7 separate regions of the Homo sapiens genome follow, and regions 1, 2, 3, 4, 5 and 6 are each linked to region 7. Evidence: chromatin loops called from intact Hi-C (ENCODE). Cell type or tissue: GM12878. All regions are shown on one strand. Region 1 has its middle 22 kb from the start of TBC1D30. Region 2 has its middle 2.3 kb from the start of WIF1. Region 3 overlaps MSRB3 (methionine sulfoxide reductase B3). Region 4 overlaps WIF1 (Wnt inhibitory factor 1). Region 5 overlaps LINC02389 (long intergenic non-protein coding RNA 2389). Region 6 overlaps LEMD3 (LEM domain containing 3). Region 7 overlaps LINC02389 (long intergenic non-protein coding RNA 2389).

Evidence for each region. A loop is a pair of places that touch in the nucleus more often than their neighbours do. Peaks named below come from ENCODE experiments on the same cell type or tissue, not always from the same donor. Only the 100,000 strongest peaks of a DNase experiment are listed, where the experiment ranks them.
Region 1: a loop joins it to region 7, with 6 times the contacts of the local background. A loop is called at or near these places in 11 of 110 quality-filtered maps.
Region 2: a loop joins it to region 7, with 7 times the contacts of the local background. A loop is called at or near these places in 71 of 110 quality-filtered maps.
Region 3: it touches region 7 in a loop (4-fold over the local background); 10 of 110 quality-filtered maps call a loop at or near these places.
Region 4: it touches region 7 in a loop (4-fold over the local background); 40 of 110 quality-filtered maps call a loop at or near these places.
Region 5: it touches region 7 in a loop (2.6-fold over the local background); 2 of 110 quality-filtered maps call a loop at or near these places.
Region 6: it touches region 7 in a loop (7-fold over the local background); 74 of 110 quality-filtered maps call a loop at or near these places.

The regions. Positions count from the first base shown.
Region 1 is chr12:64,800,626-64,804,625 of GRCh38, forward strand. It overlaps a transcript of TBC1D30 not described here. Among named protein-coding and RNA genes, the nearest start is that of TBC1D30, 22 kb to the right of the region's middle. In GM12878, CTCF peaks have their summits at 952 (motif pointing left) and 1,769 (motif pointing right); DNase peaks (open chromatin) are centred at 215 and 1,767; H3K27ac peaks cover 1,394 bases.
Region 2 is chr12:65,121,573-65,125,572 of GRCh38, forward strand. No RefSeq gene overlaps it. Among named protein-coding and RNA genes, the nearest start is that of WIF1, 2.3 kb to the left of the region's middle. RefSeq lists a silencer at 1-53. In GM12878, CTCF peaks have their summits at 11 (motif pointing right) and 2,074 (motif pointing left); a DNase peak (open chromatin) is centred at 2,029; H3K4me3 peaks cover 131 bases; H3K27me3 peaks cover 284 bases.
Region 3 is chr12:65,280,485-65,284,484 of GRCh38, forward strand. All of the region lies in intron 1 of MSRB3 (methionine sulfoxide reductase B3), which reads left to right. Among named protein-coding and RNA genes, the nearest start is that of MSRB3, 3.8 kb to the left of the region's middle. In GM12878, no CTCF peak of the experiment used is centred here; no DNase peak of the experiment used is centred here.
Region 4 is chr12:65,104,960-65,108,959 of GRCh38, forward strand. The region is part of intron 2 of WIF1 (Wnt inhibitory factor 1); the gene reads right to left. Among named protein-coding and RNA genes, the nearest start is that of WIF1, 14 kb to the right of the region's middle. In GM12878, a CTCF peak has its summit at 2,223 (motif pointing left); no DNase peak of the experiment used is centred here.
Region 5 is chr12:64,974,611-64,978,610 of GRCh38, forward strand. LINC02389 (long intergenic non-protein coding RNA 2389) reads left to right here. Exons shown (of 3, transcript NR_033988.1): 3 at 1-2,912. The region is part of intron 2 of LINC02231 (long intergenic non-protein coding RNA 2231); the gene reads right to left. Among named protein-coding and RNA genes, the nearest start is that of LINC02231, 16 kb to the right of the region's middle. In GM12878, no CTCF peak of the experiment used is centred here; a DNase peak (open chromatin) is centred at 1,781.
Region 6 is chr12:65,230,864-65,234,863 of GRCh38, forward strand. All of the region lies in intron 4 of LEMD3 (LEM domain containing 3), which reads left to right. Among named protein-coding and RNA genes, the nearest start is that of MSRB3, 46 kb to the right of the region's middle. In GM12878, no CTCF peak of the experiment used is centred here; a DNase peak (open chromatin) is centred at 1,857.
Region 7 is chr12:64,889,236-64,893,235 of GRCh38, forward strand. All of the region lies in intron 1 of LINC02389 (long intergenic non-protein coding RNA 2389), which reads left to right. Among named protein-coding and RNA genes, the nearest start is that of LINC02389, 7.5 kb to the left of the region's middle. RefSeq lists enhancers at 1-260, 261-902. In GM12878, a CTCF peak has its summit at 1,836 (motif pointing right); a DNase peak (open chromatin) is centred at 1,865; H3K27ac peaks cover 999 bases.

The DNA.
Region 1 (4,000 bases), 89 kb before region 7:
GGTACCACATGTAGACTGCGAGGGAAGGGAGTGACCTGTTAGAGAGGGCAGAACCCTGGGAGAGAGAAGAGCCAACAAGGAGAGCAGCGTGGAAGATGCTGTGGGAGGCTAGAGGCAGGGTCTCAGGGAGATGCAGGGTTAGCTTCCACAGAACAGCTGTCAACAACATGTGTACATATAGTTAAATAGAGAAGTAAGAAAAGGTTGTGAAAGAGCATTGGAATTTTCCCTTTTAAAAATGATGTTTCATTTAAGAGGAGTTTCTGTTTCATGCAATGGTGGGGACAGAAGCCACATTACACTTGGTTTCTCAGCAAGGATATTAGAGTCATTCTGGAGTTTTCTGGAGGTGAGACGGATGAGAACTAGGCTTGTTCTGTGCTCCTCGTACAGAGCTGCTTCTGTCCCTCTCCGTTTGTTAGAATTGATGAATTTTTCCTCCTCTGAACCTCACCATTCCCTATACTTATGTCTATTAGAGTGCTAATTATATTTGATATTTGTTTCTTTATACATCTGTCTTCTCTCTCCCTGCCCATTAGACATAGATTTTCTGGAGGAGGGGCCGTATCATTCATCTTCTTTTTCTCAGCATCTGTTACACAGCTTCATTACAGTAGGACTCATTGAATGTGTGTGAGATGAATGGATAGATGGGTGGGTGGATAAGTTAAGAGGTTGGATCAAAGTTTGTGTGTGTGTGTGCATGTGTGTGCACACATGAAGCAGGTGATTTGGCTATGAAAGCAAGAGAGGCAGGTGGGGTAGGCTTAGCGCTTATGAACAACAGTACATATTTATAATCATCACTTTGACAAACAGGAAAGGGACTGCTTGGGAAGGGGCACCAACAGGGTTCTATTGAGATCGGAGTTTCTTAGTTCATAAACATGGAGGAATTTTATGGAATTGTAACATTTTAGGATTTTGGAGCTAGAGGGAGCTGTAGGGTTAATCTAGTGCCACCTCCTGTTGAACACAGGGCACTAGTGTATGTGGGCTGCCTTCCTAGCTAGATTAAAAGCATTTTGAGAGTATAGCAATTATCCAGTAAACATTTATTAATTGACAGTGTTAATACAATCTTTACATGAGGAGGGAATAGAGAAAATTAGGTTTATCATTCTAGTTAGAAAGACTGAAAAATAGTTCAAAAACCTATGTATCAGGCAGCAGGAGAATAGCAAAGACAGGTAAATTCAGATGTGTTCTGAGGACCTCCTTAACAGCATTGTGAAATTTTATTTACCCAGTCTTAAATGTGCATCTAACCTTATCCCCTCCCCAAACTGCAGGAGGTTTTCTCCTACCTGCTTTTTGGCGTTTTTGCTGTGAATTTTTACTTTCAGTGGATTATATGCTATTGAACAATGATGAAACATCATTTTTCTTTTCTGGTACTGGCACGAACAAGTACTTGTTTGTAATGGACTCTGTATAGAAATATATTTTGACACTGTGTGTTGGAAAATAATTGTTGCTAATGAATGCATGTCCTATCCCACGCCTAGCCCATTACAGCTCTTTTTTGGTTCTGTCCAGTATTGCCTCCCCGACATCATTTGCAGAAAAGGATATGCCAGGACATGGTCATTAAGGAAGCATTAAAGCTTGCCATTTGGCCTGTGATCTTTCCCAAAAAGCTTTGGTCATGTATGAATGTTGCTGTCCCTGGGCACCTTGTTTTGTTTTTGGCATATCTGGGCCCTCGAGCTCTGGGTGGAGACGAAAAGGGTCGCCCACATTTTGCTGCTGTTACCCGAGATGGCCAGCAGAGGGCAGGCTGGCTCCTTTCCCTGATCCAGTACCTGGGACGACTCTTCCTGCCCTGTTTGTCTCTGATCCCCACCAATTTTGTTTCTTTCTTTCTTTCTTTCTTTTTATTATTATACTTTAAGTTCTAGGGTACATGTGCACAACATACAGGTTTGTCACATATGTATACATGTGCCATGTTGGTGTGCTGTACCCATTAACTCTTCATTTACATTAGGTATATCTCCTAATGCTATCCCTCCCCCGTCCCCCACCGCATGACAGGCCCCGGTGTGTGATGTTCCCCATCCTGTGTCCAAGTGTTCTCATTGTTCAGTTCCCACCTATGATTAAGAACATGTGGTGTTTGGTTTTCTGTCCTTGTGATAGTTTGCTGAGAATGATGGTTTCCAGCTTCATCCATGTCCCTACAAAGGACATGAACTCATCCTTTTTTATGGCTGCATAGTATTCCATGGTGTGTATGTGCCACATTTTCTTAATCCAGTCTGTTATTGATGGACATTTGGGTTGGTTCCAAGTCTTTGCTATTGTGAATAGTGCCGCAATAAACATACGTGTGCATGTGTCTTTATAGCAGCATGATTTATAATCCTATGGGTATATACCCAGTAATGGGATGGCTGGGTCAAATGGTATTTCTAGTTCTAGATCCTTGAGGAATCGCCACACTGACTTCCACAATGGTTGAACTAGTTTACAGTCCCACCAACAGTGTAAAAGTGTTCCTATTTCTCCCCATCCTCTCTAGCACCTGTTGTTTCCTGACTTTTTAATGATCGCCATTCTAACTGGTGTGAGATGGCATTTCCTTGTGGTTTTGACTTGCATTTCTATGATGGCTAGCGATGATGAGCATTTTTTCATGTGTCTGTTGGCTGCATAAATGTCTTCTTTTGAGAATTGTCTGTTCATATCCTTTGCCCACTTTTTGATGGGGTTGTTTGATTTTTTTCTTGTAAATTTGTTTAAGTTCTTTGTAGATTCTGGATATTAGCCCTTTGTCAGATGGGTAGATTGCAAAAATTTTCTCCCATTCTGTAGATAGCCTGTTCACTCTGATGGTAGTTTCTTTTGCTGTGCAGAAGCTCTTTAGTTTAATTAGATCCCATTTGTCAATTTTGGCTTTTGTTGCCATTGCTTTTGGTGTTTTAGACATGAAGTCCTTGCCCATGCCTATGTTCTGAATTGTATTGGCTAGGTTTTCTTCTATGGTTTTTATGGTTTTAGGTCTAACATTTAAGTCTTTAATCCATCTTGAATTAATTTTTGTATAAGGTGTAAGGAAGGGATCCAGTTTCAGCTTTCTACATATGGCTAGCCAGTTTTCCCAGCACCATTTATTAAATAGGGAATCCTTTCCCCATTTCTTGTTTTTGTCAGGTTTGTCAAAGATCAGATGGTTGTAGATGTGTGGTATCATTTCTGAGGGCTCTGTTCTATTCCATTGGTCTGTATCTCTGTTTTGGTACCAGTATCATGCTGTTTTGGTTACTGTAGCTGTATAGTATAGTTTGAAGTCAGGTAGTGTGATGCCTCCAGCTTTGTTCTTTTTGCTTAGGATTGTCTTGGCAATGTGGGCTCTTTTTTGGTTCCATATGAACTTCAAAGTAGTTTTTTTCCAATTCTGTGAAGAAAGTCATTGATGGGGATGGCATTGAATCTATAAATTACCTTGGGCAGTATGGTCATTTTCACAATATTGATTCTTCCTATCCATGAGCATGGAATGTTCTTCCATTTGTTTGTGTCCTCTTTTATTTCGTTGAGCAGTGGTTTATAGTTATCCTTGAAGAGGTCCTTCACATCCTTTGTAAGTTGGATTCCTAGGTATTTTATTTTCTTTGAAGCAATTGTGAATGGGAGTTCACTCATGATTTCGCTCTCTGTCTGTTATTGGTGTAGAGGAATGTTTGTGATTTTTGCACATTGATTTTGTATCCTGAGACTTTGCTGAAGTTGTTTATCAGCTTAAGGAGATTTTGGGCTGAGATGATGGGGTTTTCTAAATATAGAATAATGTCACCTGCAAACAGGGACAATTTGACTCCCTCTTTTCCTAATTGAATACTCTTTATTTCTTTTTCCTGCCTGATTGCCCTGGCCAGAACTTCCAACACTATGTTGAATAGGAGTGGTGAGAGAGGGCATCCCTGTCTTGTGCCAGTTTTCAAAGGGAATGCTTCCAGTTTTTGCCCATTCAGTATGATATTGGCTGATCCCC
Region 2 (4,000 bases), 230 kb after region 7:
GGCCTGGGCGGCCGCCACTTGGGGGCGCTGTGGGGCCCCCCCGGGGGCGGGGCCGCGAGGGACCCCCGAGGCTGCATTCACAGTGCGGTGCGCCCAGTGGAGCGCCCGCGAAGTGGGCGTGTAGGGCTGGCGGACCCGGAGAAGGGCACTCAGAGACCCCTGGGACATCACTCGCCACCTCCTCGGGCCAAGGGAGGCTTCGGGGGAGGGAAATGGGGAGAGCAGACAACGCTGGGCTTGACTGAGTGCTGATGATGGTGATGGTGATGGTGATGATGATGATGATGATGATGATGAGGTGATGACTCCTGTTCCTCCTCCGGCGCTCACTGAAGGCGCAAATTGCCCTTCGTCTCCCTTTCAGCCAGTAGGATTCCTCTCTCCGCCAACCCTATGCGCTCCGTTCTGCGATAGGCTGGCACTTTGCGCGCTCCCAAGCAGTTAAAACTCGAGGCTCGACTGTCCGATGGTGCCGATGGCAGGCGCTGGCCTTGGCTCGAGGCGCAGGGCGTCCAGCTGGTACTTGCCCGACACCCAGCATTTGGGGATTCCCGTCTGTCTCCCTGATAACCCGGCAGTGCCCGGAAGAGTGCCCTGGGCCCTGGACGATAGCTGTACCTGACCCTCCGGGGTAGGGCTCCTCTAACATCGTGGATATCTTCACGTTTGCTGATATTTTTTAAAAGTTGCTGAATTCGGCCGGGCGCGATGGCTCACGCCTGTAATCCCTGCACTTTGGGAGGCCAAGGCGGGCGGATCACCTGAGGTCAGGAGTTCGAGACCAGCTTGGCCAGCGTGGTGAAACCCCGTCTCTACTAAAAATGCAAAAATTAGCTGGGCATGGTGGCGGGGGCCTGTAGTCCTAGCTACCCGGGAGGCTGAGGCAGGAGAATCACTTGAACCGGGAGGCGGAGGTTGCATTAAGCCAAGATCGTGGCACTGCACTCCAGCCTGGGCGATAGAGCGAGACTCCGTCTCAAAAAATATATAAATAAATAAATAAAATAATTTTTTAAAAGTTGCCGAATTCACAGGTGCGTGGGGGCAAAACCAAGGCTCTGGCCTCGTCTGTGAGAAGCATGCTTGGCCGGCAGTGGGCTGCAGCATAACCTATCCACCTGGCCCAGCAGAAAGAACTGATTTTTGCCTCCTGCCTAATTCCTCGGATGCACAAAGAAAACGGAAGCAAAAGGGTTTTGTTTTGTTTTGTTTTTAATTAAAAAACTTAGCCTTCGGACTCATAAAAGGTTCATTTACTTGTGTTTGTTCTTTAGTACCCGAAGCTGTGACAAATGCCTCAAGGATCAAATGTCTGGGGCTGGGCGTGGTGTTTCAATCAGTCCTTTATAGAGTAGCAGATGCCTCAAGAGGGAAAAACAAACAGAAACAACAGAAGAGATGGTGGACATGTGCAGGCATCAAGTTAAATCAGTGTTAGGTTCTGAGAATATAGATTTCCAATGAGGAAATATTTGCAGCTATACAACCAACCAATAGAAAAAAAAAAAAGGAAAAAAGGAATTAGACAAGAAGTCTATGACTGATTTGAACTTGCAGTGTCTTAATTTTTAAAGTACTTTTATTTTAAGTGCTTACTTAATCCTCACAACTCTTAAGTAGGTACTACTATTATTCTTATTTTACTGACGAGGAAAGAGGGCTCAAAAAGTCCAGTAAGTTGACTGTGGATATCCAGCTGGTAAATGAGAGTAAGGGTTCAAATCCCAGACACTCTGATTTCAAAGCCCATTCTCTTAGTAACTTATACCTCATACTGATAAATAAATCATAATTAAGTCTATTTGCATCCAAAGCTTCACAGTGATTCTTCCTTTACAATAAAAATATTTACCTGTTTCCCAACATTGCATTATTTTTTATTTCTATGAATATTCATGTATATAATGTATGAACATTAGGCTACTTTTAAAACACTTTAATGTTATAATGCCAGTGTCACCCAGGTAAAGATAATAATTTCACAGCACAATAGGCATTTTCTTTAACTCGGAGCGAGTGGTTTTAACATTTTTTTCTAGTTCTGCGCAAACCTCTATGGCTCTTGGTGCAAGGACGCCCTCTACAGGTTTTCCTAATCAAATACTAATTGAGAAATATTCATAAAATTTATTTTTTGGTGCAAGAAAAAGAGGAACTAAATTCTCTCCTAACTCGGTTTCCTCTGAGTGAGGTTCTTCTGCAGCAGTTGAATTTGGTGTTGATAACAATGGTAATCTATCTTGCTATAAGGACGTTTTTTTTCTTCCAGAATGGTTGTTTTCTGTTTACTTCTCTCCAGCACAGGACACTTAGAAAAATTATATTTTATTAGAGATAGATAAAGAGAAATGCTATTTAAAAAATTTTTGATATAAACTCGTTTGGTTATTAAAGGGGACAAAGGAACACATGTTTTGTTATACAACAGTGATTTTTAAGGGTAGCAGCGTGGTTCTTTTTGTAGGGAGGTCTATCTCTAAGAGATGAATCAGGCTTGACTCTCCTTTCTGTTGTTAAGGAGCAGTTATGTAGCTATTTCATTAAGAATTGATTTAAGTTTTTAAATTTCTTTAAACAAACATGTGACAATATTTACTAGCATATGATAAAAATTTGGAAATAATGTGCTAGGCAAGTCAACTTCATTTCGTTTGAAAATTCTGCCATTTATTTTCCAGTTCATTATGCTTCCTTTCCTTGTGCGATTCCCTCTCATCAATTATGTGTGCAGGCAGCTTCATTTATTTGTTCATTAACTCATTTGCTTATTCAACAAAGATTTATTAAACAGCTATTATATGTAAGACACTGACCTGGAAATTATAGTACAAATAAAACATGATCATAGCCTTCAAAGAGCAATAGAGCTACTAAAATAAGTAAGACAAGTACCTAAACAACCATAATACAAGGCAGAATGTGGTGATTGTTGATAAGGCAGAATGACTGGAAATTCATAGAAGAAATCTTGTATCTAGAATTCTGCACATTTGTTTGTTCATTCATTCATTCAAAATATATTTACCCGGTGTCTGATGTTTGCCGTATATAAGCACAGGGGATAGAAAGGTAAGTAAAAAGACAGCCCTGCTGTCAAAGAACTCTCAGTCTAACAAGGGAGTGTGTTGAGAATAAACAATAGAGAGGAATGAACGCCATGGTGGGAAAATGCACAGGGTATTTTGGGACTCAAGGAAAATCCTTCGAGGCAGACTGGGTTCTGGGAAGACTTTCTAGAGTAGAGCATACTTGAGCAGTCTTGAAGGTCAAAGGGGAATTGAGCATGCAAGGGGGAAAGATAAGGAACATCCATGCATAGACAGTGGCAATAGTGAGAGCAAGAGACATGAGAAAGAATGGCACCATGCAGGATCTGCAGGTGCTGACCTGTAGTATGATGAGCCTGGAATGGGAGAGGGAGGGAGCAGCTGGGGATGAAGCCCAAAATGTAGGTAGGACCTGGTTATGGAAGATTGTGCTGAGAACAATTCCAAATAATTTGTTTAGAGACGCTGTCCTCAAAGAGGCGAGGCGTAACTCCCCACTCCTGAAGTGTGGGATGTGCAGAGTGACTTCCTTTTATAGCGTGCAGTGTGGAAAGTGGGGAAAGTAACAAACCTGACAAACACTACTTCAACTAGGTGATCAAGATCATCAACAGTGATGAGTCATGTGATAGTATGTGCCCTTGATATGATGTGATGAGAATGGTACTTTACCTATGTGATCTTGCTCCTGAAAACCCATAACCCCAGTCTAGTCACAAGAAAAATATCAGAAAAACCCAACTGAAGGACATTCTACAAAATTCCTGATCAGTATGCCTCAAAACTGTCAGTGATCAAACAAAAAAGGGAAGTCTGAGAAACTCGTAGCCAAGAGGAACCTAAAGACACATGACTACCAAATGTAATGTGCTATCCTGGACAGCATCCAGGAATAGAAAAAAGACATTAGGTAAAGCTAAGGAAATGTAAGTCAACTACTAATAACACTGTAT
Region 3 (4,000 bases), 390 kb after region 7:
GGCCTTCGAAGACCAGAATCCACTGTACTGGCCCCTTGCCAGTAATTTTGAACATCAAGTTTATATTTGGACCATTTAAACATATATTCTTTTAATTCCGGTCCCAGCTGATATATCAGTCTAATTTCTGATGACTTTTATTAGGGCCCTATATGAATATCTGGAAATTTTTATATTAAGATAAGTAGCTCTTTGCTACTTATCTAGAATTTTGTCACAGTGCTTAAACTGCTTGTATGGCAAGGTTGCAGCATACAATGTAATTTAGATTTTGAATCAACACACTGCTTTTTGTTTTTAAAAGTGCTTGTTCTAATATTTTAACTAAGATGTTAATCCATTAAGTCAGAAATCCTTGCTATTTTGCTCAACTCAAAAGAATATCCAAAGACTATCCCAACAGTAAGGTTCATCAGTTTTTCTAATACATATGCCATTTAATAATTAAAAATAGATTTTAAGGCCACGTGTGGTGGCTCATGCCTGTAATGCAACACTTTGGGAGGCCAGTGTGGGAGGATTGCTTGAACCCAGGAGTTCGAGACCGGCCTGGTCAACATAGGGATACCCTGTCTCTACAAAAATTAAAAAAAAATTAGCTGGGCATAGTGGCTCACTCCTGTGGTCTCAGCTACTTGGGAAGCCAAAGTGGGAGGATTGCTTGGGCCAGGGAGATCGAGGCTGTGGTAAGCCGTGATCACACCACTGCATTTTTGGTTCTGTCATAATCTGGTCACAATCCCTCTAATTTATCTGCACCTGTATAATTAATTTATCATAGTTATGGATTTGGTTGATGAATTTGATTCCCATGTTTAGCTTCTCGGTAAAATTATTAAGTTGGACAGTTTCCATGTCTCTTCTAACTCCAAGATCCTATAATGTTGTTTTTGTTTATGTAACTCTTCAGAGCCACCTACTACATGTGGTTCAAACTTCTGATTGTCAGCCTGTGACTTGCTATACATGTCAAACTGGCCTACCTTAGCCAGATGTGATGGGTGTGGTCCAGTGTTGGAGAGTCCGGATCTGTCTCAGGATTGTGTTAATACCTGGAACATGCACAAAGATACATACATACCTGGACAGATTCCGTGTTAAGCTTCTATCACTTTTTCTTCCTCATCTAATAGCAGAAAGTGCTGATTATGTCATAGGGTAAATGCCTAACTGGTTTTTGGGGATAGTTAAGCCCAGGCCTTAAGACAGTTTGATATTCAGTTTTGTTATTTAGGTCTGGGTTAGGGATACCGCCAGAGAGCATCCAAACATTTCTGTGGTTGGGAAGGCTAGTTATCTGTGAGCATTCCAGATGAAATAGCCTATAATGGGTTATCACCTTTTGATCTTACCTCAGAGAAGATTGAATTGGATCTACCTATCTGATTTAGCAGAATTAAACTGGATTTGGATGGAAGGGTAATCAGCTATTTAATTTGCCAGTTGTTAGTTAGCATTTCTTCTTGCTGTATCTCAAGGATTTACTTTGAATATTCTGTATTTTCTCTTTCCTGCCCATGATGGGTTTTCCTTTTAAAATGCTCAGCACAGGCTGGGTGTGGTGGCTCACGCCTGTAATCCCAGCACTTTAGGAGGCCGAGGCAGGCAGATCACCTGAGGTCAGGAGTTTGAGACCAGCCTGGCCAACACGGTGAAACCCTGTCTCTATGAAAAATACAAAAATTAGCCGGGCATGGTGGTGGGCACCTGTAATCCCAACTACTCAGGAGGCTGAGGCAGGAGAATAACTTGAACCAGGGAAGCGGATGTTGCAGTGAGCCAAGATCATGCCACTGCACTCCAGCCTGGGCGACAAGAGCAAAACTCTGTCTCAAAAAAAAAAAAAAATTGCTCAGCACAGTCCCTCATCCATGTTCATATATTTGTCTGTATAGTATGCTGAAGTCATGTTTATGGCTTTAAGGGAAGTACAAAAAAGGAAAGTATAGAAAAGATCAAACAAACGCATCGAACAATTGACTTTATGAAAGATTTTGGTTATTGCCTCATTTAAGCTTCTATTGCAGTAACAGAAATGAACTAGTTTTAGCAAAAAGGAAGAAAGGAATTTGTTGGAAAACCATTGGAAGTCAAATGCAGGCAGACCTCATTTAGGGCCTGAGATAAGGGACTGGAAAAATCTAGAACATTCCCTGTCTCTAGTTTGCTTCACTGTTTTTTCTTTGCTGGTGTTTTTTTTTTTTTTTTTCTCTTCATGGTTAGATGTGGCTGCTCAGCAGCTCCTGAGTATTTATGTGTCCCTTCATAAGGAGGGACTATATTATTGAGCCTTGATCCTAAATTCCTGGGAGGTAGAACCTGATAGACACAGTTTAGGTCACATGGTTGACCTAGATTTTCCCTAAAGTCTCTTCTAATTCTAGAGTATCTGATGTACGTAGTACAGCCATGTAGATGGTTTGATTTTGCATTTTTCCATTTTATGTTATGAGGTTATAGTCCTTAAAATGAATTGTGAACATTTTCTCTGATAACAACTAATTCACTCTGCAAATAATCATCTGCATATTTTCAGGAATTCACTGAATAAAATGCTGACCTCCAGTGGCTCTTTAGGATAAGTTCATTAAAACTATAAGTGGTAGAGATATTTGAAACAGTAATAGCTTAGGGACTGAGAATTTATCAGTTGTTTTCCTATTTCTCACACATATCTAACATTTTCTGTCTCTACCTTTCCTTTAGGCTGTTCCTACTGCCTGGACCTCTTCTCTATCACAACAGGTTGAAGTCTTTAAGGCCTCTGTCAGATGGTAGTTTGTGACATTTTCTTCATACCACAGAATTTGTAATTTCCTTGTGCTTCTAAGGTGTTTTGGACCATGGTTGGAGTACAAGTTTTACTATATTGTCTTGTGTTGTAGTTAAGTCCATATATATTCAACTTCACTAAACTATAAATTCCATATGTCAGTGAATCACCTAGAATTTTTTTTTTTTTTTGAGATAGGATCTCACTCTGTCACCCAGACTGGAGTGCAGTGGCACACTCATGGCTCACTGCAGCCTCGAACTCCCTAGAATCAGGTGATTCTCCCACTCCAGCCTTCTGAGTAGCTGGGCCTACAGGCACCTGCCACCATGCCCAGCTAATTGTAGTATTTTTTTGTAGAGATGGGGTTTCACCATGTTGGCCAGGCTGGTCTTAAACTCCTGACCTCAAGTGATCTGCCAGCCTTGGCTTCCCAAAGTGCTAGGATTACAGGCATGAGCCACTGCACTCAGCTAGAAGAATTCTGATAGGCTCTGAGCATCCATTGTTCCAGGTATAACAATTCTGACTTTTTCAGATACTCTGATGCTTTTATGGTATCCTGCTTGCTGCTGTCTTCTTTTGAAATTGGAGTTCAATCACTCTGCTTTTCTTTCTTAATACTTGTCTGTTTCCTAGATTTTACATGCTTTTCCATGAACACTAATTTCCTGTATGAAGAGGGAATATACAAATGATAGGATGCTTTCCTGTAACTGAGATGGCAGGGGGAAGGAGAGGACAGCAACTCATACAGAAGGAAATCAGCTTTTGTTGAGCACCCAGAATTTACCAGATCAGATAGAGAGGACAGGTGTAGAAGAAAATGAGCATGTATAAAGTGGAATAGTGGGACAATAAAGTACAAATATGGAAAATTAAGTGGAAGGCTTTTAATGCTGTTAGGGAACTTGGATTGGGTTAGTAAGTTATGAGACTGACATTTTTGATCCTTGAAATGTCATAATCAGAGGTGAATTATAGGTTATATAATCCAATAGTTTAGATAATTAATTAAATTGGGAAATAAGTCATAGGACCAATAAAGAAGTGTTTTGAGAGTTTCTCTTAAGGAATGAAGACCTAACGAGAATAGCGGCACCGCAGTAGAAGTGTTGCTAAAGTACATTGGACAGAAATAAGCAATTGGATATTGGGAAAGAAAGGGATGAATAAAAGGTGACATGAGATGTTAAGCCTGGGTGATGGAGAGAATGTGATCTCAGC
Region 4 (4,000 bases), 220 kb after region 7:
GGGGTGTTTATCATAAAGAAAAGATGATTTAAAGGGGATGGGAGCTGGTTTAAAATGCCTGTGGTCTGATTTCAAGTAAGAAAGGGGTTAAAACATACTCCAGTGGCTCCAGAGGACAAGGAGAGAACCAAGACCAGGAATTACTGATGTGACCAGGAGAATAGGAGTAGAGCTCCAATTGGGATTTTGGGTTCAGCTGTGTCTCTGGTGGTCTGTGGCACCCACTGGCATGCATGAGATGCCAGGGACCCACTAATGGGGAGTTTGTTTATGCAGCTGCCTAGGAAATAAGGGGGAAGGAAGTTAGAGGTACACATTGGTACTGAAAGATTCTAAGGCCTGGCCCTAAGGACCAGGCCTGATTTCTACGGGGACATGGGCTGAAGGAACTTAACATTGGTGTACTTCACTGGGCTCAGGGTATTAAGCCATGCTGCCTGTCTGTTTTGTGTTGCTGTAACAGAATAGGCTGGGTAATTTTAAAAGAGTTTATTTAGCTCTTGATTCTGGTAGCTGGAAAGCCCAAGGGCATGGCACTAGCATCTGCTTGGCTTCTGGTGAAGGCCTTGTGTTGTGTCACAATATGGCGGAGAAGCAGAAAGCAAGCAGGTGTTTGCAGAGTAAGGGAAATGAAGGATTTTGTGGGGGCTTGGACTAGTGCACCAGGGTGTAGCTGAGAAGGCTTGACCCACTTTCTAAGAACCCACTTTCATGGAAACTAATCCAGTCTCACGAGAGAAAGCACTCACCCGCTACTGTGAGGGTGGTACCAATAGATTCATGAGGGATCTGCCCCCATGACCCAAACACCTCCCACTGGGCCCCACCTCCCAACACCGCCACACTGGCAATTAAACTTCAAGATGAGTTTTTGCAGGGACAAACCACACCTAAACCATTGGACTGCTTTAGATACCAAGTGACAAAGTTCAATGCCAAATGAGGAAAGGGGTAGACTCTTCTCCATTCTGCACAGGACACCAAGCTGTTCTGAGGCCATAAGTCCTGTAGAGAATACAGGCCAGCTTGACCCTTGAGTGTTTACAGCTTAAGAAGCATGGACAGATTGCACTCAAATCTGAGAAGCAGACTTCTCACCAGTGGCACCATGGGTCAGGATATCTCCATTCAGGATGGCATATGTGGAACTCTTCCAAGGACTCACAGAATTAGCTGGTCTTTGCAAGGGAAAAAGTATGAGTAAATGAAACAGAATGCCTGCATGAGCAGTAGAGGGGACAGGTTGGCACTTCAGAGTATAAATGCAAGGTAGGAATCTCCAAATGTAAGCCCACAGGCTGGTAGAGCCCAGGGATATTCAAGTTATACTGGGAAGACAGATTTGGACTCATTTATGAAAACAACTTTCTATGATTAACAGAATCATATATATATATGATCATATATATATATATTTTTTTTTATTTTTTTTGTTTTTGAGATGGAGTTTCATTCTTGTTACCCTGGCTGGAGTGCAGTGATGTGCCTCGGCCCCCCAGTTTCAAGTGATTATCCTGCCTCAGCCTCCTCAGTAGCTGGGATTACAGGTGCTCGCCACCACGCCTGGCTAATTTTTGTGTTTTTAGTAGAGATGGGGTTTCACCATGTTGTCCAGGCTGGTCTTGATCCACCTGCCTCAGCCTCCCAAAGTGTTGGGATTACAGGCGTGAGCCACTGCGCCCATCCCAAAAATATTTTTTAAACCCCAACTTAATGAGCTCCCTGCCACTGGGCATGTTCAACCAGAGGCTGAGAGACCACAATTAATTGATACTTTGGAGAAAGATTGAGCTCACTGAGTTGGATGAGCTCTGGAATCTCTTCCAACTCTGCTCTTCTGTGTCTTCTAAAGATACAGCCAGAGAAGGCAAAGAAGAAATTGGATGAACATGGAGAGATAACTCAAAACTTGACTTCTGCCGAAATTTGAGCAATTACTTAAAAGAAAAAGAATATGTAATCGGTGTGTAATGAATCATTCACATTTTTAATGAGGATAAGTTCTAACTTTTGAGGAGTTTTAATTGTATCAGTGGCAATGAATTTGGGAAACTTTATTTTCCAACCTACTGAATATAGTAATGAGCTATTGAAATGAGTGACATAAAGATCACAAATGGGCTTCTGTTACACAGAGAGCACCTGCAAGCTTAAAAAAACAATGTTGAGATGAAAAATTCCATAAAGAAGTAACTTTTACATTGCCATCTGCTGGTTACTGCTATAAGTGACAGCAATATAAATACAACCTCAATCCTAATTGAGTTCTAACTGTGAATAAAAATATTGATTGCTTCAATGTGCTTCAAACATGCAGGAATCAGAGTAATTCTACATGTCTATTGGGATCCATCTGGTTATTGTCTAAAGCAGGAGATGTCCTGTCCTGGCACAGTGGCTCATGCCTGTAATCCCACCACTTTGGGAGGCCAAGGTGGACTAATCACTGAGGTCAGGAGTTCAAGACCAGCCTGGCTAACATGCTGAAACCCTGTCTCTACTAAAAATACAAAAATTAGCCAGGCATGGTAGCTCCTGTAACCCCAGCTACTCAGGAGGCTGAGGTGAGAGAATCACTTGAACCCAGGAGGTGGAGGTTGCAGTGAGCTGAGATCATGCCATTGCACCCCAGCTTGTGTAACAGAGCAAGACTCCATCTAAAAAATTAAAAGTTAAACATTTTTAAAAAGTAGGAGGTTTCCTACCTGGACTTGGCTTCAGATGCGAATCCTCCCAGTGGCACATCCATTATTGATACTGAAATAGCCCTTGGAAACAAGGCATCCTAATAAGCACTAAAATATATGTTTATTTAGGCCTGCCTTCAGCTCCCACAAACAAGTTTCCTCAAGAGTTGTTCTAGATGTTTCATTTGGAAGAACTGACTTGCTCTGTCACCTGGTGGTATAGTGACATTTGTCATATTCATCTCCAAAGAATTAATGGCAAGCTGAAGGCCGACTATAGTAGGCCCAATTATCTCAAGTACATAAAAGCCATGAAGTTAAGCAGAGCAAAAGTTGTTCCACTTGTTAGTATCTTAGTGTGACAGTCTCAGAGTATGCTCTGAAGAACACCAGGAACCCTATGCAGATAATTCACTCCTCCCCCAGCCGAGTTAATGCTCCTTTCTCAGTACTTTCATAGCACCTTCTTCATACTGCAATTATAATACGTTTAATATTGTATTGTTATATGGGTTATATCTGTTTCCACATTAGACTGTGATCCCCTTGAGAGCAAGCATCATATCCAATTTACATTAGTCTTGTTCATTTTCAACCTAAGCTTTGGTGTTAGACAGGACCTGAATAAATATTTATTGAGTGGAGGTCAAAAGAAGGAAGGGTGATAGGGCAGATGAGAAGGGGAAGGAGGATTCAGTCTTCAAAATCAATGTTTCCATTCTCCACTTCATGTCTTAGCTTCAGAGTCAAATTTTTTTCAATTGTCTACCAGACTTTGCCATCTGAATGTTCAGTAGAAAATATGTATCCAGGAATTTCCAAATGGATCCCCATGTGTTTGCAGCCCAAACTGTTCTGCCCTTGCTCTAGTTATTGATTTCTTAGTTACAACATCATTATCCATGCAACAATCTCAAAGTCATCTCTATTCCCTCATTTCCATTAACACCCATGCTCAATAAGTCCTGTCGATTACACCTCCCCTCCCTCTCCACTGCCTTCCTTGGTTCAGGTGCTCCTCACCTTTCATGGTATCTCATATAATTTCCTAATTGGCTCCTTGTCCTTAGTCAAGCATCCCATCATCTACCTCCATCCGTCACCAAAGTTACCACTCATAGACAGAACTGTTGAATATTCCTGGACTCTACCAGTCAATAGGCTTACATTTAGAGTCCTACCTTACATTTATATTCTGAAATGCTAACTTGTCCCTTCTATTGCTCCTGTAGTAACTCTGTTTCATTTACTCCTACTTTTTCCCGTGCAAAGACCAGCTAATTCTGTGAATTCAGATACAACATTATTATCTA
Region 5 (4,000 bases), 85 kb after region 7:
TTCCTCTGGGCATCATCTAATTTTTTTGTTCTTGTTTTCCTTGTGCTGGAATCTACAACACCCTCTCCTAGCCCCTCAACCAGCCTTTCTTCTGCAGAGCAACTTAGTTCTAATTAGCAACTACAAACCTATTCACCTACATCCAAGAGTTCAGTAGTGTCTTTTAAGTATGTAACAGGCAATTCTTTTACATTTTATTGAGATGACTACTTTAAAAAAATTGGTTGCTACCCAGAACTGTTTAGAACATTGCTTGCTTTAGGTAAGTGAGTGAAGCAAGATGTGATAACATAGGGCTGGGGGACTAGAGTTGGGTAATATGGTAGCACATGATTTTGTTACTTGAGATTGCCTGTAATTGTAGACATCAGTGAGCAGGGTGATATGAACCTCACAGGGGCTCTTGAAGTTCTGCTTCTTCCCTATTCCTTAATGCAATACAATATTTAGGTTCATCTTTTCAATTTTCCTGGAGAAATTAAATACTGTGCCATAATAAAAAAATAAGTAATTTGAAAGTAAAGGAAGGGCATGAATGGAGAGAAGGCAGGAAAACATTCTAGGTTGGAAAAAATGGCAGAAGTAATGTTGGGACATTGGAGTGATGGTGGAGGTGGGAATAGAGTCTAGGATCTCTTCATCCCATACTATGCATCTATCTTCACAAAATTAGTATGGCCAAATATTAAATCAGCTCATTTCTGGTTGGGAAAAGTAGGGTGAATGTGCCTTTCTAGCTGTCCTTGAGATGTAAATCTCCTGTAACATAGCTTCCCTAGTGGTCACCTCAAAGGCTTTGTTCTCTCCAGGATAGATGCTACAGAGTGGGACAGTACTTGGTGTGTGTGTATCTCAATTTTTTTTTAACATGACAAATTGAACTAGGGGCAAGAGAAGGATAGACAGAGGAGCCTATGATGGGGTGGTGGATACTAAATATTTTCCAGGTGTAAGGAGCAGAGGAGGAAAAGGGAGACTGGGTAACCCTTTTTCAGACCATCATTTAGTCCATTTTATGTTGCAAATATTAGCAAACCTACTCCAGCTTTCTTAAACAGTAGGGTTTTCATTACAACATAGTTAAGAGAGTAGGCTTAGGAGTAAGATTGCTTGATCCTGAGTAAGTTACTTAATCTTGGTGTCTCAGTTTCTTCATTCCAGTTAAGTAAATATATTTAAATTAAATTATATTAGTTAGTAAATGTAAAGCACACAGAAAAGTGTTTGGCTTCTGGTGAGCTTTCAATAAGTGTTAACTATTATTTGTTATTATTATTTTAACAAAACCAACCTCCAAAACCTATGAAGTCAGTTTACAGAAAGCCACCAGGAAAAGGGAAATAAGAAGATTCTTTACTTTGCTGTCATTTGATACACTTAGCATTTTAAATGACTATATGTACAATATTAACCATGCCTTTCCACAAAACTATGTGTGTGCATATGAATTACAGGGCTTTCATTTGAAACTGAACTATCTGTGTTTGTAGTCACTTTAATCATACAACAAACCTACAAAATATTTAAGCATAAATTATCATGATGACTAAATATGGAAAAGCTTCTGTTACCAAAACCTGCACCCAAATTGACTGCACAGGATGGGTAATTGGATGGTGGTGTAAAGAATGCTCATGAGGACTAGGCTGCTGCTAATTAGATCTTCTATGCTATTTAAATGTTCTCCAAGCTTCAGGGAGTGCCCTGAAGGCAGTTGGACATTAGCCTTGTGGTTTTTGAGGGTAACCTACAGTTTGTCAGCACAGGGGTGGAGGTGAGCACCATGGGACTTTTCCCAGGCTGCTGGTTAACATACTGTGGTTTCAATCCTTTAAGCCAATAAATGGAGGAGAGAGAAAGAAGGCAGACTGAAATTAGAGGAAAAGAGACAAAGAAAGGAAAAGTGGAAGTAAGAATAATATTCATGAAATGTCTTCTTTGGGCCAGATATTTTTTTAGGAACTTTCACATATTGTGCTTACATCAACTCTGTGGGAAATGTATGATTATACTATCCTCATTTGTAACAGACATTGTTGGGTGCCTATATAACATATAACAGCTATTTTTCTTCATTTTTTTCTTGCTGATGGCGCTTTTTTTTTTTTAGTGTTTACTTCCCATACAAAACTTATGTCTCCATGTCTCCATCCTTCAGCAATAGGGGTAATTCTGAAAGGTCATTGTTTTGCAATTGCCCTTGAAAGGAAATTCTTGGACATAACAACAGATAAGATTCTAGCCAATGAAAGGTGATGAGAAGGTTGCTGAGAAGTTTCTGAGAAAGGTTTCTTTATTCTTTAACAAATACCCTGGAAAGAGACAGGCCTTCTGCTGCTGTTCATGGTTGTACCTGCACAGGATGCCTGAAAAGGAGTAACCGTGGGGTCAGAAGAGGAGCCAGCGTGAGGACAAAGCAGATACACTGAAGTACCACCTGTCACTGAATTTTTGTGCAAGAGTATAAACATTCTCATTGTTTAATCTTTCTGTGGGAGACGCTTTACTATGTGTAGCAAAGTCATTCTAACTGACATACCATTTTCCATTGTATGAGAAAACTGATGTACAGAAAGGTTAAGAAACTTGCCTGCATTTGCATGCATAATGAGGAGTGGAGAGAACAGGTTGTGCCTTCTAATATACAGGCAAGATATGTCTCTTTTAAACAGCACATACAGACACACTCCAAAATGACAATTTCCATCATTTTTTAAAAATTAAATGAGACAAAGACTCTAAAACTATTTAAATAACATGTACATTACTGTCTTGGGATTTATTTTTGTTTCAGCTCTATTGAGATATAGTTGACAAATAAAATGGTATGAATTTAAGGTGTACAATGTGATGATTTGATGTATGTATATATTGTGAAAAGACCAAAATAAAGTCAGTTAACATATCTATTACTTCACCTTGTTATCATTTTTTTTGCGGTGAGAACATTTAATATCTGCTCTCTTAGGAAATATCAAATATACAACACAGTATTGTTAATTATAGTCTGTGTTCCCTTTGACCAATGTCTCCCCATTTCCCTGACTTCCTAGCCCCTGCTAATCAACATTATATTTTGTTTCTATAAGTTTGACTTTTTCTGGTTCCACATATATGTGAGATTATACAGCATTTGTCTTTCTCTATTTGACTTTTTAAAAAATTTTTTTATTTGTTGGGTTTTTAAAATTATACTTTAAGTTCTAGGGTACATGTGCACAACGTGCAGGTTTGTTACATGGGTATACATGTGCCATGTTGGCTTGCTGCACCCATCAATTCGTCATTTACATTAGGTATTTCTCCTAATGCTATCCCTCCCCCATTCCCCCTCCCCTGGACAGGCCCTGGTGTGTGACATTTCCAGCCCTGTGTCCATGTGTTTTCATTGTTCAACTCCCACCTGTGAGTGAGAACATGTGGTGTTTGGTTTTCTGTCCTTGTGATAGTTTGCTGAGAATGATGGTTTCCAGCTTCATCCATGTCCCTGCAAAGGACATGAACTCATCCTTTTTTATGGCTGCATAGTGTTCCATGGTGTATATCTGCCACATTTTCTTAATCCAGTCTATCATTGATGGACATTTGGGTTAGTTCCAAGTCTTTGCTGTTGTGAATAGTGCCGCAATAAACACACATGTGCATGTGTCTTTATAGTAGCATGATTTATAATCCTTTGGGTATATACTCAGTAATGGGATTGCTGGGTCAAATGGTATTTCTGGTTCTAGATACTTGAGGAATTGCCACACTGTCTTCCACAATGGTTGAACTAATTTACACTCCCACCAACCATGTAAAGCATTCCTATTTCTCCACATCCTCTCCACCATCTTTTGTTTCCTGATGTTTTAATGATCGCCATTCTAACTGGTGTGAGATGGTATTTCATTGTGGTTTTGATTTGCATTTCTCTGAAGACCAGTGATGATGAGCATTTTTTCATGTGTCTGTTGACTGCATAAATGTCTTCTTTCGAGAAGTGTCTGTTCATATCCTT
Region 6 (4,000 bases), 340 kb after region 7:
ATTCAGTATGCTGTTGGCTGTGGGTTTGCCATATATGGCCTTTATTGTGTCCTTCAGTACCTAGTTTGTTGAGAGTTATCATGAAGAGATGTTACATTGTATTAAATGCTTTTTCTGCAGTGAACTCTGTAGCCTTTAGAAGATTTTTTTATCTTGAGTTATTTTATGTTTCATATTCGGTTTTGTCTTAATTTAGTAGAATTTCTGTGGCATATTTTTATAAGATTATGGATTAATTTAATTTCATTCTTAAAGAATTATGTAAAATGTTAATACTCTTTTTTTATAGTTAGGTTTATGTATGTGTGTTTTTGTTACCTTTTCTTTTTGGAATCTCATTTTTCATGTTTTTCAAATGCTATAAAACCTGCCGTGGTTTGTCACCACCATAGACGCAGTTTGTACTGTCAAAAGCAAAACAGAGAGAGCTTTAAACAGGATTTTTTTCCCCCAAAAATGTAATTTTAAGGTCTATATAAAAGTCTTAAAGTACTATTTTTAATAATGCTTATTTTTTCAACATAAAATTAAATAATATTGGCTAGGCACAGTGGCTCATACCTATAATCTCAGCACTTTGGGAGGCCAGGGCAGGAGGATCATGTGAGCCCAGGTGGTGGAGACCAGACTGGGGAACATAGTGAGATCTTGTCTCTACAAAAAAAAAATTTTAAATAGCTAGGTGTGGTGGCACATGGCTCTGTAGACCCTCTGTAGTCCCAGCTCCTCGGGAGGCTGAGATGGGAGGATTACCTTGATTGTACCACTACACTCCAGCCTGGATGACAGAGTGAGAGCCTGTCTCAAAAATAAGTAAATAAATTAAATAACACTCATTATTTAATTCATATGGAAAATGAAAGGAAAAAAAGCTTCAAATTCACTACCTAAGGATAACAACTGGTAAAATTTTGGTCCATTTTCCTCTAATTAGTATTATAAATATTTTTTTCTAAAGCTAATATTACTTTATTATAAATATTTTATACTATAAATATTCATGTGTCTTTCCCTTGAAATTATTGTGTGTATTTCAAAAACCGTTGAATGATTTTTGAAAATGTTTTCTATCACTGAATAATATTTCATGGTATGATTTTATTTTATTGGTTTGTGGTTTTTCAATATTATGAAATCACTCTAATCTTTGCATATAGTATTTAATTTTCTAATATTTCTTAGGAAATAATCCTAAAAAGGAAATTACTTGTTCAAAGAGCATGAACTTTTAAAAATGCTTTTGATATATGTTGCTATATTAATTCCCAATTTAAAATGACTGCTTTAGCACAATCTAGCCAAAATTCTCTATGTTATTTTATCCATATTCTGGCATAAATATGGAGGAAACTCACTACAAAGTTGATATCAAACAAGGATTATAATATCTATATGGAGGGCCTTCTGCTTATGAGAAAGAGATCTATTACATATTTTCATGTATTTGCACTATAGTTTCACCAGCAACACATTTAAGTTTTTAGATTGAGGAATAAATAAACCAAAGAATGTGTAGAGCCCCTACAAGTGTAAGCTAATTTTTTCACAACTTCTAGTACATTTTAAGCACAGTGAGTATAGTAAATGTTTGATGGAGTAAAATGAGTGAATAAGCCTCAGTAACATATTTTTGTTTTCTTGAATTTAATTATTTATGTTTAATTCTTTATCCAGTTTTCTCCTTCAAAGGAAATTTAAATAAACTTAATAACTAATTTAAATAATTTAAACACTATTTTTCTAACTACTCCAGTGCTCTTCTTGAGCTTTTTAAAAAACTCGTTGTTTTTGATATTGAAAGCTTATTTTAATTTGTGAAAAGTTAAGAGGTCCCTCTGGTGGAACATTGAAGAAATACATAGTTTATATTTCCGTGAAAATACATGATTGGTTTTTAAGTTAGATGGTAGTGACTTTGTATAACTTTTTATGGAATAATGTAATGAATGGGTTTACGTTCCTAGGTTGCTTTCAAAACCTTCTTAACCTTTAACACAATGAATATGTTTAAGATTTGTGAAGAAAATAATAGGAAAGTAGACAGCTGCAAATGTGTCAAATTATGGGGCTGGATAGACTTTTATGGCCTAGAATGCTAATTACTGTTAATAAAAGTCTGTGTGGAAAAATGAGTGTTCTGAGAAGTGGAGTGAGGGGGAAATTTTATGATAATAATTAAGGTTTATAAAGTACAGTGTGGTACTTTCTATATGTTAATTCTAATTTCAGAATGATCCAACAAGATAGGTGGTATTAGACCCATTTCATAAAGAAACTAAACCATAGAGGGGCTAATAACTAGAGTATCCAGCTACTATGTGATGGAACTGGGAATAGAACCAAAGTACTTGCTCTTTTCTATATATTGTTCTGCCTCTTAAGTGGATGGAGTGGATTCATAATCCTTAGCTCCAGCTATTGAGTGGGCAAGGGACTGGTGCTATTAAGGGTTAGGATCTGAAAAAGTGGTCAAAGTAGATACATCTGGATAGGTGGCATATTTTTCACTTGTCCCATTTAAGGTTGTACATATAGCTAATCTGTAATGGAGCCAGCATCTGGTTCTGGGTCTACTTGATTCTAAAGACTATGTTTTTTTCTGTTATTCTAGCAGGTGAAAGATCATACAATTCTTACTGAATCAGGAGTTACATCCTGTTCAGCATTGTGGATTTCTGTGTGTTATATTTTAATTAATTTTAAAAGGTGCCATCTGATGCATAGTGTAGATCATCTCACAGTTCACTAGAATATTCACCAGCTGGAAGGCTGCATGGCTATTACTGTGTAAATTATCAGTTTCATAAACTATCCATATTAGGTTTTTAGTCCTTGCTTGATTTCTCCCTATACCAGTGCCTTTTTCCCTTCTTACTAACTAAAGTTTTGTTGCCTTATTTAATGAAACAGTATTATTTTTGTACTTGGAAACTGTAATCCAAGTTCAGAGCATCTGATGTGGGTTTTAAAGTACACATTTTTGACCCACGATTTTGAAAATAAAGAACATTTGGGAGAGTTCATGGGGGTATGCGTGAGTACACACATAATGTGTTAGATTTAAGATTTGGGAAAATATACTTCAAATTTAGAAAGATTTACATGAAGCAGTCAGTGGTATACTGACTGAGCTCTTGCCTATAAGTAAATAGTAATAAACAATAGTAATAAAAGTTGTGCCTTAAAAATTAAAAACTTAGTTTCTTCCTGATTTTTGTCATCAGTTATTGGAAAATGTTTGTTTTATGATGCTGGAATGCCTTACCTTAGAGGTTAGCAAGCCATGGCTTATGGGCCAGATCCAGCCTGCCTGTTTTTGTATGGCTTGTGAGCTGTGGTTTTACAACAGTTTTAAAGCTTGCTTTTAAAAAAGAAAGAAAGAAATTTATATGGCTGCACAGCTTAAAGTGTTTACTCTCTGGCCCTTTACGGACAAAAGAAAAAGCTGACCAACCCCTGCCGTGCCCACAGCTTTCCAGGTGGCTACAAAAAGTGAATAATAAAACAGTTTAAACTGTTAAAATCAGGTATATGCTATGTATGCTACAGTATTAGCATCAACTATTTGGCACAAGCAAATAATTCAATTTTTGCTTTTATAAAAATTCCATTTTCTAATACTCTAGAATGCCGTATATATATTTGTGGAAATAGTGGCATATTTTAGACCTCAACACCCCATTAAGTCCTTAATGAGGTTTTAAATAATCAATTGTTTATTGAGAATGTGTACCCATAAAATGAACATTCCATGGTTTTCTTGTATTCCAGATAATGAGTGGATGTCAAGTGATATTAATAAAGGAAAGGAAAACAGAAAAAGGGAAAATAACAACAGATCCTCTTTTCTTACCCTTACTATTTTATAACTAAGAGATTTAAGGCCTTCATTCCTCCTCGTACTTAGCTTTTTAGATCTGTAGGTGTCTTTGTTAATTTGAACCATTGTGTACATTTTTTAAGGATATTTGATGAGAACAGTAATATTTATAATGTCAGC
Region 7 (4,000 bases):
AAAGGACGTCAGAACAATGGCATGTTTTAGCCTAAAGAGAAAAAAAAGTATGTTTCTAATCTGAGGGAAAAATGATGGTGTGTTAAAGAATATGAATTAGTGGATGCTAAAGAGGTCTGTTATTACTCACAAGGGCTAATATTCACACAGAATTGAATTTGACTAGGCTGGCAGAAAAACTTCCAAATATTCCTTTCTGTCCAATGCAGGGATCAGGCATTATCGCCCCAAGGCAGATTTGCCTTAATTGGGCATACATTTGCGAACATTAGCATAATGCCTTTCCATTTCTTCTATTATCTTAACAAATTGCTTTACATTGGCTCTCCTATTGCCTTATCTTTCTTGCCAATAGCACTTGATGGCCCAGTGAAAGGCACTTGGACTTCCCTAAAGATATGCAAACTTCATTAGCCTTGGTTCTTTAAAGGTGTTAGGCTACGCTTTCAAGTCAAAAGTCTGGGATAGTGTCAAGGGATAGGGTGGACTGTCAGAGTAAGAGACACCATGGGTTTGCTGCTTGGCTTCCTTAGTTAACACACTGTGTTTTGCCATGTGAAGGGAGAACTGACAAGGTATTTGGGAACTGAAAAATCGTAGTTACAACTGAGTTCACAAAACTCTGAGCTGGAGTTGGACATGACATTACGGCTTCTCCTGGTAGACGACCTGTGTTCCTCAAGGTCTCCCAAAGGCATGACTAACCACTCTCCTCGGTGTTATCCCGATTCTCCAGTGAGCCATGACCTCATATTATTGACACTAAGAGCAATGTTCTCAGGCCAGGATGGGATTCTGGAGCTTCACAGACCAGTAAAGTCACATTCCTTCCCTCACGGAGTTTAAAGTCCCGCAGGGAAGGACAGTTGGGTGAACGAAAGGCAAACACCAAATGGTAAATGCACACTTGGGAGCTTCCTCTTCTTTGAGATAAGAAGGAAGGCTGAAGAAACAGGAATGTTGAGAAGCTGGTGTGGGGAAGTACAGCAGGTAGAGGTGGGAGAGAGTGACGGAATCTCTACTCCATTTGAACAGGAGATGGGAGTTTGGGCTGTAAGTGAAGGAGGTGGGGGAAATTGCGCTGCAGGAAAGAGAGAGAGAGGTGAAATGAAATAATTGCAGTGGACGTTGGAAATTTAAATCAGATTTAAAAATACTCCTGCCCCCTGGCTTAGGAAAAAAATGAACATAGGTAAGCCTTATCGAAATAAACATCTTCCTTCCATTTCATTTGTTCCTGTTTATGTTTGGAGGATTTGTATTTGATCAGATAGTTAATAAACAGATGAAATATGAGTACAAAGAGAAAGAGTTGCCGTTCCTATAAAATCTAAGATGAAAGCTTTGGAAAGGCTCGATAAAACTGAGTTACCAAAAAAGCATCATTGAATAAAAGGTGAGAGAGACAACTATAAGAGAAAAAAAATCATAAAAATCAGCGGAGGGAATTTTGTTTCACAAGTGTCTTAAGGTTCTCACCATATAATAAGCAAACGCTGGGCACTGTATATGATGTACAATGGTTTGGTTTGTGCAACAGAGACTAGCAGCAACTTGGTGGATCTGCATTCAGGAAAGAGACCCTGGCCATGCATCACATGATTGGTGAATACATGCGTAGTTAGGTGTATGTTCCAGGTTAAAGTGTTTAGTGAGCTCTGCATGTATAATTTTAATGATTCTCTGTTTTACTGACTTTTTTGATTTTTCAACCAATTCCCTGTCAGGTATGGTTGGATAAGAGGTATAAAAGGAGAGTAAAAAGGCTTGGGGTTTTGTTTTTCCCTCCTTCACTTGAAGTGAGCAGGAGTGTGATTATTTCATCTGACCACTAGATGTCACTATTGCTTCATGGAAATATTTTCCAGCTGCTTTGGCTCTAGCAATTTACGCTGGACATTTTACTCTTAACTGAGTGCTTGTGTGAGGAAAGGCAGAATGGGTCCCATTGTTACCTCCTTCACCTGTGCTCTAATCTAGTAAAGTTTAAAAAGTATATAGACGTGGCATTTGAATAAGGGGCACCCAGGTACAAAGTTCCCAGCTAAGGATCATTATTTCTTGAAGAATGACTTCGAAAACGGCTTCCTTTTATTTTATTTTTATTTTTATTTTTTGAGACGGAGTCTTGCTCTGTCACCCAGGCTGGGGTGCAGTGGCATGATCTTGGCTCACTGCAACCTCCACCTCCCGGGTTCAAGCAATACTCCTGCCTCAGCCTCCCAAGTAGCTGGGATTACAGGCGAGCGCCACCACGCCCGGCTAATTTTTGGATTTTTAGTAGAGACAGGGTTTCACTATGTTGGCCAGGCTGGTCTCGAACTCCTGACCTCAAGTGATCTGCCCGCCTCGGCCTCCCAAAGTGCTGGGATCACAGGCGTGAGCCACCTCACCTGGCCCAGCTTCCTTTTAAAACAAGTAGAGTGATTTATTGTAAGTAAGGGAAAATAAATGTTCTGTCTGATTTAGGGCATACACACTACCTTGTGTCCAGTGCAGGTCACTCTGTCATAACAAGCCCCACCAGGTGGCTATCCCTGGCTGCACAAAGGGTAAAGCTGCCGCTGAAGCCCAGCACCCCTCCCCAATGTGAGCCCCTACTCTATATGCTGAGGAATTCCTCAGGTCAGTAAAGTCACCTTCTGAGGAATTCCTCAGCATATAGAGTAGGGGCTCACATTGAGGAGGGAGGAGGGCCAGCCCTACAGTGTCCTGAGCTGGCCATGGAGATCCCCTCTACAGACCCTGACATCTGTTTCAGGGACCTCAGAGTTGAAAGAGCTCTTGGAGGTCACCTGCTTCAGTCTCCCACTTACTGCAAGCAATCCTTTGGTAACATCCTTGGTACATGAGTGCTCACCTGCTGGAACACTCTCTGTACTAAGATCCCTACTTGGTTGGGCGTTTCATTTCCTTGTGCGGCAGCACTGTTAGAAATCATATTCTATATTAAGCCAGAAGTTGCCTCCCTTCAACTTCCTTTAATCATTTTTCATGATTTCCAGACTCCTCATCAATTCAGGAGATAGGAAGGAAGGATGATGAAGGATTGATTCGGGATAATTCAGTCCTTATTTATTGAGCAGCTTTAGGGCCAAGGCCCTGTGCTAAGCAATCCAGAGCATCTCCTGGAGACAGTTGGGATTGTCAGTGTTCTTACTGTGTCTTTCCTGGAATGAGACATAACATTCCAGGTGAGGTCCAATTCATGCAAGGTATAGGGACAATTACTGCACTCGATCTGGAAGCTTCCATTGAATAAGATTATATCAACTTTTTATACACTATAACAATATTGGTTCATTTGTGGTTGAGGTAGATTTAAATTCCCAAGTCTTTTTTTTTCTCAGAATCAGTGTCAAGCAAATTTTTTTTTTCCATTGTGTACTGCTTATTTTTATTTATTTTTTGGAGACAGGGTCTCACTTTGTCATCCAGGCTGGAGTGCAGTGGTGCCATCCTGGCTCACTGCAATCTCAGCCTCCCAGGGTCAAGCGAACCTCCAGCCTCAGCCCACCAAGTATCTGGGACCACAGGCATGTGCCACCACACCCAGCTCATTTAAAAACATTTTTATAGAGCCGCGGTTTCTCCATGTTGCCCAGGCTGGCCTGGAACTCCTGAGCTCAAGCAATCTGCCTGCCTCAGCCTCCCAAAGTGCTAAGATTACAGGTGTGAGCCACTATGCCTGGCCGTGTACTGCTTATTTTTAAATTTAAATTTAATTTTAATTAAATTAATTTTTTTTTTTCTGAGATGGAGTCTCACTCTTGTCGCCCAGGTTGGAGTGCAATGGTGCGATCTCGGCCCACTGCAAACTCCACCTCCCGGGTTCAAGTGATTCTCCTGCCTCAGCCTCCTGAGTAGCTGGGATTACAGGTGCCCTCCACCATGCCTGGCTATTTTTTGGTATTTTTAGTAGAGACGGGGCTTCACCATGTTGGCCAGGCTGGTCTTGAACTCCTGACCTCAGGTGATCCACCTGCCTCGGCCTCCCAAA